Linked DNA regions of Mus musculus: region 2 is linked to region 1. The links are chromatin loops, found by intact Hi-C in ENCODE. Cell type or tissue: left cerebral cortex. All regions are shown on one strand. Links, peaks and the distances in the headings refer to the core of each region. The heading gives the core; the rest is flanking DNA.

Evidence for each region. Peaks named below come from ENCODE experiments on the same cell type or tissue, not always from the same donor. Only the 100,000 strongest peaks of a DNase experiment are listed, where the experiment ranks them.
Region 2: a loop joins it to region 1, with 12 times the contacts of the local background. A loop is called at or near these places in 13 of 42 quality-filtered maps.

The regions. Positions count from the first base shown.
Region 1 is chr9:53,216,149-53,220,472 of GRCm38, forward strand. The region is part of intron 9 of Ddx10 (DEAD box helicase 10); the gene reads right to left. Among named protein-coding and RNA genes, the nearest start is that of Ddx10, 30 kb to the right of the region's middle. In left cerebral cortex, for the core only: a CTCF peak has its summit at 2,231 (motif pointing left); DNase peaks (open chromatin) are centred at 1,724 and 2,255; H3K27ac peaks cover 473 bases.
Region 2 is chr9:52,299,892-52,304,215 of GRCm38, forward strand. No RefSeq gene overlaps it. Among named protein-coding and RNA genes, the nearest start is that of Gm25562, 11 kb to the left of the region's middle. In left cerebral cortex, for the core only: no CTCF peak of the experiment used is centred there; a DNase peak (open chromatin) is centred at 2,063.

The DNA of each region.
Region 1 (4,324 bases), core at 1,050-3,549:
ACCTGAGGAATACCGAATGGCAGAGAAGCACCTGAAAAAATGTTCAACATCCTTAATCATCAGGGAAATACAAATCAAAACAACCCTGAGATTCCACCTCACACCAGTTAGAATGGCTAAGATCAAAAATTCAGGTGACAGCAGATGCTGGCGAGGATGTGGAGAAAAAGGAACACTCCTCCATTGTTGGTGGGATTGCAAGCTTGTACAACCACTCTGGAAATCAGTCTGGCGGTTCCTCAGAAAATTGGACATAGTACTACTGGAGGATCCCGCAATACCTCTCCTGGGCATATATCCAGAAGATGTTCCAACTGGTAAGAAGGACACATGCTCCACTATGTTCATAGCAGCCTTATTTATAATAGCCAGAAGCTGGAAAGAACCCAGATGCCCCTCAACAGAGGAATGGATACAGAAAATGTGGTACATTTACACAATGGAGTACTACTCAGCTATTAAAAAGAATGAATTTATGAAATTCCTAGGCAAATGGATGGACCTGGAGGGCATAATCCTGAGAGGTAACCCAATCACAAAAGAACTCACATGATATATACTCACTGGTAAGTGGATATTAGCCCAGAAACTTAGGATACCCAAGATATAAGATACAATTTGTGAAACTCATGAAACTAAAGAAAAACGAAGACCAAAGTGTGGACACTTTGCCCCTTCTTAGAATTGGGAACAAAACACCCATGGAAGGAGTTACAGAGACAAAGTTTGGAGCTGAGACGAAAGGACGGACCACCTAGAGACTTCCATATCCAGGGATCCATCCCATAATCAGCCTCCAAACACTGACACCATTGCATACACTAGCAAGATTTTGCTGAAAGGACTCTGATATAGCTGTCTCTTGTGAGACTATGCCAGGGCCTAGCAAACACAGAAGTGGATACTCACAGTTAGCTATTGGATGGATCACAGGGCCCCCAATGGAGGAGCTAGAGAAAGTACCCAAGGAGCTGAAGGGATCTGCAATCCATAGGTGGAACAACATTATGAACTAACCAGTACCCCCCGGAGCTCGTGTCTCTAGCTGCATATGAATCAGAAGATGGCCTAGTCGGCCATCACTGGAAAGAGAGGCCCATTGGTCGTGCAAACTTTATATGCCTCAGTATAGGGGAACGCCAGGGCCAAGAAGTGGGAGTGGGTGGGTAGGGGAGGGGGGGGGGGTATGGGGGACTTTTGGGATAGCACTGGAAATGTAAATGAAGAAAATACCTAATTAAAAAAATGCATGCCTGTAACCCAAGTGCTGGGAAGAAAGGGAAACAGGACAATCTCTTGGGCTCACTAGACACCAATGTAGAAAACAACAACAACAAAAATAAAAATAAAAATAAAAAAACCTTAAAAAAAAAACCTTTATAAAACAGTCTAGTAATGATAAAAGCAAAGAATAAAAGGAAAACCAACTAATTGCTCTAACATATCTAAATGTGATAAACGATACAGAAAAGAGAAGGGCACAAAGGAGTGGAAATACTTGAGGAGGAGGACAGAAATAGCCACACAGATAACTGTGGGAAATACATTTTACCAGAAACTAACATAAAAGATACTAAGGTAACAATATGTCTGGCACATATATATCTGGCCTGGAACAAGATGGGTGTAGGGGATGGAGAAAGTGTATAGGCCTATCACTGACTGAACTGAGAAGCCCTCACAGGAGTCAGAAAAGATCCTCCTGCCTGCTAGACTGAGCGGACCATAGGAGACTACGAGCAGAGGAGGTGCTGAGAAGCATCAGAACCTCTGTACCAGCTGCTGCAGCCCAGCTCTTCAATGCTGCAAGTTACAAAGCAAAGGATTCTCTCTGCCCTTTCACTAAGCCTCCAAAGCACAGTTATCAACAGACATATGCCAAAGGCCACATAAGGAAACAGTTTCCTCTTTGGGAGAAACAGACTAGTAGAAGTTTAAAATTTCCAGCTAAGTGAATTTTTAAGAAGAAATTTCACTTGCAAATACTGTTACCTAATAAATATAATACCTAATAAATTCACATTAGGCTTAATTCTTATGGAAATTGTTTTTTCTATTATTTCAGATTGCAAAAAGTTAAAGATTCTAAAAAAAATTCTCAATGATTCCTTAAAATATGAGCATTTTCTGCAAACCACGAACTCGTCCCAATTTAGGAATTTTAACCAATTTCCAGCTTCATACTTCTTGTTAAGATGTATATCAAAGGCATGTGAAATACAAAAGCTTGGTTCTGCTGTCCCCTAGTGGAATCACTTTGCTATCTAAATTAAGACAATATTTTGAGAACTACAAGTACTTTTTATACTCTAGAACAAGAAACAGTTATATAAAACCTCAAGCACAAGGGGTGGGGGTAGGGAGAGAGGGACCTGGGAGGGAAAGTGGATGTGAGGGGGTTGGGGGAATAGTATTGGGTGAGGAAAAAGGACTGAAGCCCTGAGGACCAGCAGAAAGAATTCAAACAGGCAACCTTGGGAGATAAGAGATTGGGGGGTGGGGGGACCCTCCAGAATGCAACAGAGACCTGGAAGGGGGTGAGAGACTCTCAGGACTCAAAGGGAGGGGCCTTAGATGAAATGCCCGACAGTAGGGAGAGGGACCTTATAGAGTCCACATCTGGCAGAAAGACAGGGCATCAAGAGAGGGAGGGGTTGCCATCCCACAGTCAAAACTCTGACCCATAATTGTCCCTATCTGAAAGAACTGCAGGGATGGAAATGGAGAGGAGCCTGAAGAAAAGAAGGTCCAGTGACAAGCCCAAAATGGGATCCAGCTCAAGGGGAGGTCCCAAGGCCTGACACTATTACTGAGGCTATGGAGCACTCACAAAAAGGGACCTAACATGACTGTCCTCCGAAAGACCCAACAAGCACCTGAAAGAGTCAGATGCAGATATTTGCACCCAACCAATGGACAGAAGCTGCTGACCCCTGTGGCTGAATTAGGAAAAAGCTGGAAGAAGCTGAGGAGGGTGACCCTGTAGGAGGACCAGCAGTCTCAATTAACCTGGACCCAAGATCTCTCAGACACTGGACCACCAACCGGCAGCATACACCAGCTGATATGAGGCCCCGCAACACATATACAGCAGAGGACTGCCAGGTCTGGGTTCAATCAAAGAAGATGCACCTAACCCTCAAGAGACTGGAGGCCTCAGGAAGCTTAGAGGTCTGGTGGGGACATCCTCATGGAGATATGGGGGGGGGGGGGGGGGGGGGTCAGAGGGTGGACCGGGAGGGGAATAAAATCTGGAATATAAAATAAATAAATGATTGAATGATTAAATTTAAAAACAAAACAAAACAAAATCTCCTGTCTTCTACCCTAGCCTCCCTTGTCTGGTATGTGCCTTCTTTTTAATTATAAATTTTCTGTATTTCCAACTGTAAATTTTTAATTTAAAATAAAAAAATTCAGGCTTTTTAGTACCAAAACCTGCAAGCCTTAAAGACAATTGTTTTTAAGTGGCAAATGTACTGCAGGATAGATCCCTATAACTATCTTCACTCACTTGTCTCAAAAAGGACTTCATTTGTTAAGTGGATTAAGGAAAACTTTTCTTTGTTATAGATCCAGTGAATTCATTTAAAAAAAAAAAAGTCAAAGAATTCAGTAAAACAGTAAATGCTTGATAGAAATAAACACCTGGACCATCCTTTATTTCTCCTTGGTGAGTCACAAAAAAAAAAATAAATAAATAAGCCAGATCCTCCAACTTTAGTAATTTTTCTAACAAATCCACTTTCTTTCTTTCTTTATTTATTTATTTATGTTCAATTCCAAAAGCAAACACTTTCTGGCAACTTGGTTTTAATTACAGCCTAACACAGGATTTTAATTAGTTTCCATTTTTAATTTAGCCTTTGTTCAACTCAATTATTCAGTCTCATGGCCCACGAAGCTTTCTCATTATCTTTAAGACCATTAATGGTCATTTTAAACCAAATCTAACATTACATATGCTAACCTTTTCACTGACTATACATCTGAAATAGTCAATTCAGAATTTGTTACTTACGTATAAAGGGTCACACTTCCACTTTAAAAGTTAATGACTGTGTTTAAAAAACACATTAAAATAGTCTTTAAAATAGTATTCTCATATATAAGTATATATGAGAATACTATTTTAATATATATATATTTCTCTTCAGACTCAGCATTGCAGTGTTGTTCTAAGTCTCTATCTACAAGCATTATGATCCCGTTTAATGCTCACCATAACATGTTCTACTTACTACGCTGTATTTCTACCAACTTCTCCAAAACTAAAAACCTGAACACTTTCTTTTCTTGAATCATTTATTGATATACTGAAACA
Region 2 (4,324 bases), core at 784-3,283, 920 kb before region 1:
GGAGGTCACCCCGTTTTCCCAGCTTTGGTCTTGAGCTTCCCCTGTTTGCCCACAGTGATGACTGTAGGCACCTGACACAGCTTCTGTTGCGTTCTGCCTGTACCATGGCACTTGCCTGTGGCTTTGGCTCTTGGCTTAGACTTTAGTAGTTTTGACTGAAGCAGTAATGAATTTGCTGGTTTGGATATCCAGTTCAGCATGGGAAATGATTTTTCTCATTAAGAAAAAGATAATTCCATACCACAAGCAATATGTCTAAACCAAAGATGGAGGAGGAAGAGGTTAGGATGTGTTTAGCCTCTAACTCAAGGTGTGTTCTCGTTTGAAATACATTGCTCTCTAGACCAAGGAAAAGACTACATGTGGTCAGAATCACAAAGGATAATATTTTAGAAATCACAGAGACTGCCAGATACCTTGAGGGAACGGAAAGAGAACAAGATAAAATGGGAAATATGATTGTTTCCAGAAACAATAAATCACTGGCTTTATTTAAATCATAAAAATTGTTACTGATTAATCATCCCACTGTTTATTCTACGGAACATATTGATTACTGGGGATATAGAGATGAGGAGGATATTGATCTCTCACAGCATCTTTGGGGGAGACAGAAACATGGGGCAAAAGATCATATGATGTGTCTTGTGTTATAGCAGAGGTGTGTAGATACTGCTATGGGAATACCGATGAGAGAAATTAATTCTGTCCAAGTGTGTGGTCAGGGCCAGATGCAGACAGGAAGTGACATTTGAGCTGGTCTTTAAGTAATGAATAGGAACTCCCCCAGTAATCATTAGGGGGACAAACCAGGAGCGCAAAGCAGAGAATCACGTTATGAAAGAATCACAGCACCCGCCTGAGAAAAAAATTCTCACGGGGTAGACTCAGAAAGGAGCTGGCCCAGAATCTTTAATAAGAAATCACAATGTAGGTTACCAGGAGATTCTGGAACACATTTTGAAAAAACATGGTTTATACACACTCAGAGGGAAATATAATCGTTGTTAGGGACTCATGATGTCAGGTAGGAGGTATGTGTCCAATAAATATTAAATAGAAAGGAAAAATCAGCGAGGGAGATTTCTAGTATAAAATAAACATCTAGGTAGCAGAAGTGAACAGCTGGAACCTGTTTTGGAAATAATGCCCTCTGCCTACTGCGATTATGTGCATGCTCCCAAGAAATGAACTAGAACCTACGTGGCCAGAAGAAGATGATAATAAGCGATATAAAGCGTGACTTGAATATGTCAAGATGTTGGGTTCAGGGAATCGAAATGTAAAGACATCCATTTTTAAGACTGATTTAGAGCTAGCTGGATTGTCGTTACAACGACAATCTCAGTGAATCCCAACATATATAAGAACATTGAGACCACATAAAGGCAATTTTGAAAAACAAGGACTAATGGGAGAGACTTCTTGTTCATGGATATAGATTAAAATAGCTGAGATAGAATGCTATTGAAACCAGACCTTAAAGATCACTAGAACACCAGAAAGAGCCCAGAAATTAATTTTAACTGCCAGAGAATAAGTCACAGAAACTAACAGCAGAAGTAATTTATTCTGTAAGTGACACTGACAGAGTATGTGAGCCATAAAGATCACAATCACACCTCTATGCTGAGCTGCACTTAAGCACTTGATGTTATTGTATTAGTCAGGGGTCATGATCACAAGACAGACGGACTCTTCAGAAGAGCGTTTTATTATAAAGATATTACCCAGAGTCTGTCTGAAGGTCCAGGCTGGAGATACGGTCTGCGGGAGCAATGGCTAACAGTAGAGCGTGAACTGGTCCAGTGAACAGTAGAGTGATAATCACAGCTGACACTGTTACTTGGGGATTCAACTTTGCTGCCACTCAGCCCTGAAATGCTATGTTTCTCCATCAGCCGCAAGCTGATTGCCACCAGAGACTTTCCCCTAGCTGGCTCTTCAAGATTGAAGTCTCTGGTGGGTGAGTAAATGTGGTTGGACTGCAGGCCTATGATAATGCAAGTGGACATTTCTTTCTTTCTCCTTTGAATAGAAAGGACCAGAGACTGGGCTCAGTGTGGGTGTTTGAGATATTCTGGATCATTCTCACAACTTGAGGATGGCCGGTAGGATTAGAAGACACAGTGTTAGCTCTTTTGTTCAGAGAAGAAAACCAAAGATGAAAAATGTTTATAAAAAAGTCACCAAGTCTCTGAAACCAGGAAGTGATCAAGTAAGGATTTGAAGTCTTTCTACCTCCAAAACTCGTATGCCACTGGCCAAGGACACACTGTATGATGACACACAAAGGAGGAGTTCTTGGGCAAATCCTAAAAACACAGTTTTCAAGTTCAGCGAAGCTGGAACAGGGCTCCTTGAGAAGGAGCAGTGGACAGGATGATAGTGTCAAAATTTATTGTGTCCACCTCAAACACAGATTGAACATACAGACCCCAATGTGATGATATTTGGAAATGGAACCATTGAGAGAGAATTAGCTCTTAATTTTGGAGTCCCATGATGGCATTAATGCACTCATAAAGAGAGACACAAGAGAGAAGGTAGATTGTTCCCTCCATCTTAGGATCCAACCAGAATATGACCATCGTTAAACCTGAAAGAGACACTGGACCCAACAGTCCCTTGATCTGGGACTTTCCAGCTCCTCAAAGCCACCCAGTTTAAGGTGCTTTGTTATAGCCACTTAAGCTGATTAACACAGGGGGTGTGGTTTGGAATCCAGAGCAGAAGAGAAGAAATGAATGGCGAAGGCTATTAGATTTATGGCCCCACTGTGTTTCATGTGAGGAAGAACCCAGCACCAATAATTACCCACCAGTGTCTTTTCTGAAAACCCTTCATCTCTGATCTTCCCTCCTCTCCTCTGCCTTGCTCACCTATTCCCTTTCCCCTTCTCATAGTACATAAACATATCTACTGTAACTAAATGTCCACTTAGGGGAGGAGCAATAGGGATATAAAATGGTGAGGAATTGTCTTATATGTGAGGGGAGGAATTGGAATATGTTACTGGTGGGTGAGCATAAGGGAAGACAGAAAAAATGTTTGCAAGCATCTGGAAGGCAGCATGTGAGACAGAAGTTAGAAGTTTTCCTCTATCTCTCCCATACTCCAGAAGTGAGAAAGAAGGCTCCTAGGCTGGAGTGAGGTTTGCACTCAGCCTTTAAAACATATCTGCCACGGTTTGAGAGCCATATATAAAGGCAATGGCCAAAGCAGGGGGACATTGACACAGACTCCCCCTGAGTTCCACAGGAGGAAATTCTCTGTGGAATCCAGGGGCTCAGGGAAGTATGACTGAGAAAAGAACGAGTCTTTTGATCTTTAAATTATCTTAAAGTAGAGGGCAGATAGCTGGATGTAACTTCAGTCTTGATTATTTAAATAAGCAGTGTATAATTATTAAAAATGATTTATCCAACAACTTTTGAGGCCACAACAACTTCTGATAAGTGCAGGATGAGAGGTGACCTCGTTCAGAGAGATGCTGTGTGACATTGGCATCAGTTTTCTTCTTCAGGCTAAAACTCGGCAGTCCACTCCATGGTGAGCAATGACGTTTTACTGAGTGAAACAAAATAAAGAGCTATGAAGAGCACAGAATTGATGACACCAGGAAGACAGAGAGAGAAAGGGAAAAGCAGAATTTCTTTCCCAGGAAGAGCAACTAGCTATAAGGCAACAATCCCAGTAAAACTATTAAGTCTATTTTTATAATTATTGGACATCTGTGGTGTGACAGAAATTATATACCAAGTCTTACAAAAACCATTTCAGTTCATTTAAAAAACCCCAGGATGTGGTATGCATATAATTGCCCATTCCATAGATAGATGTGAAATAGTTGCTAGCAAGCCATGTTAGAAATATTAAACAGGCCATTTATATATATTACACAGAGATCTTCAGCATCTGAAATTCATCTCTAAGAGTTCATATCCGAAGCTCATGTGACAAGGAACTATTTTTCTCATGTTATAGTAATTAGACTCACAGATCTATCTGCCATCTCTCTTGGATAGAGCTGGGCTGAGCCAGATGGATCCAGTTTGGATTGATGGGGTTTCTCAATGTTTATAAAGAACAGTTTTGTGCTTATGTACCCATCTGCTTGGTAGTCATGCAACCATGAAACAGAATAGTTTCTGCATATTTATTCCCACCTCTTCCTGCCATGCAGGGATGGGGATTATGTGGTCACTTAGAAGTCTGTCCATTTAGGAGCACATTATAGAATAAGAGCTTTCCCCCTTCTACTTCTTGTCCTTGAGAGATATGATTGTGGTGCAGTTAACCGTATGGGTACCTTTTGGATCCA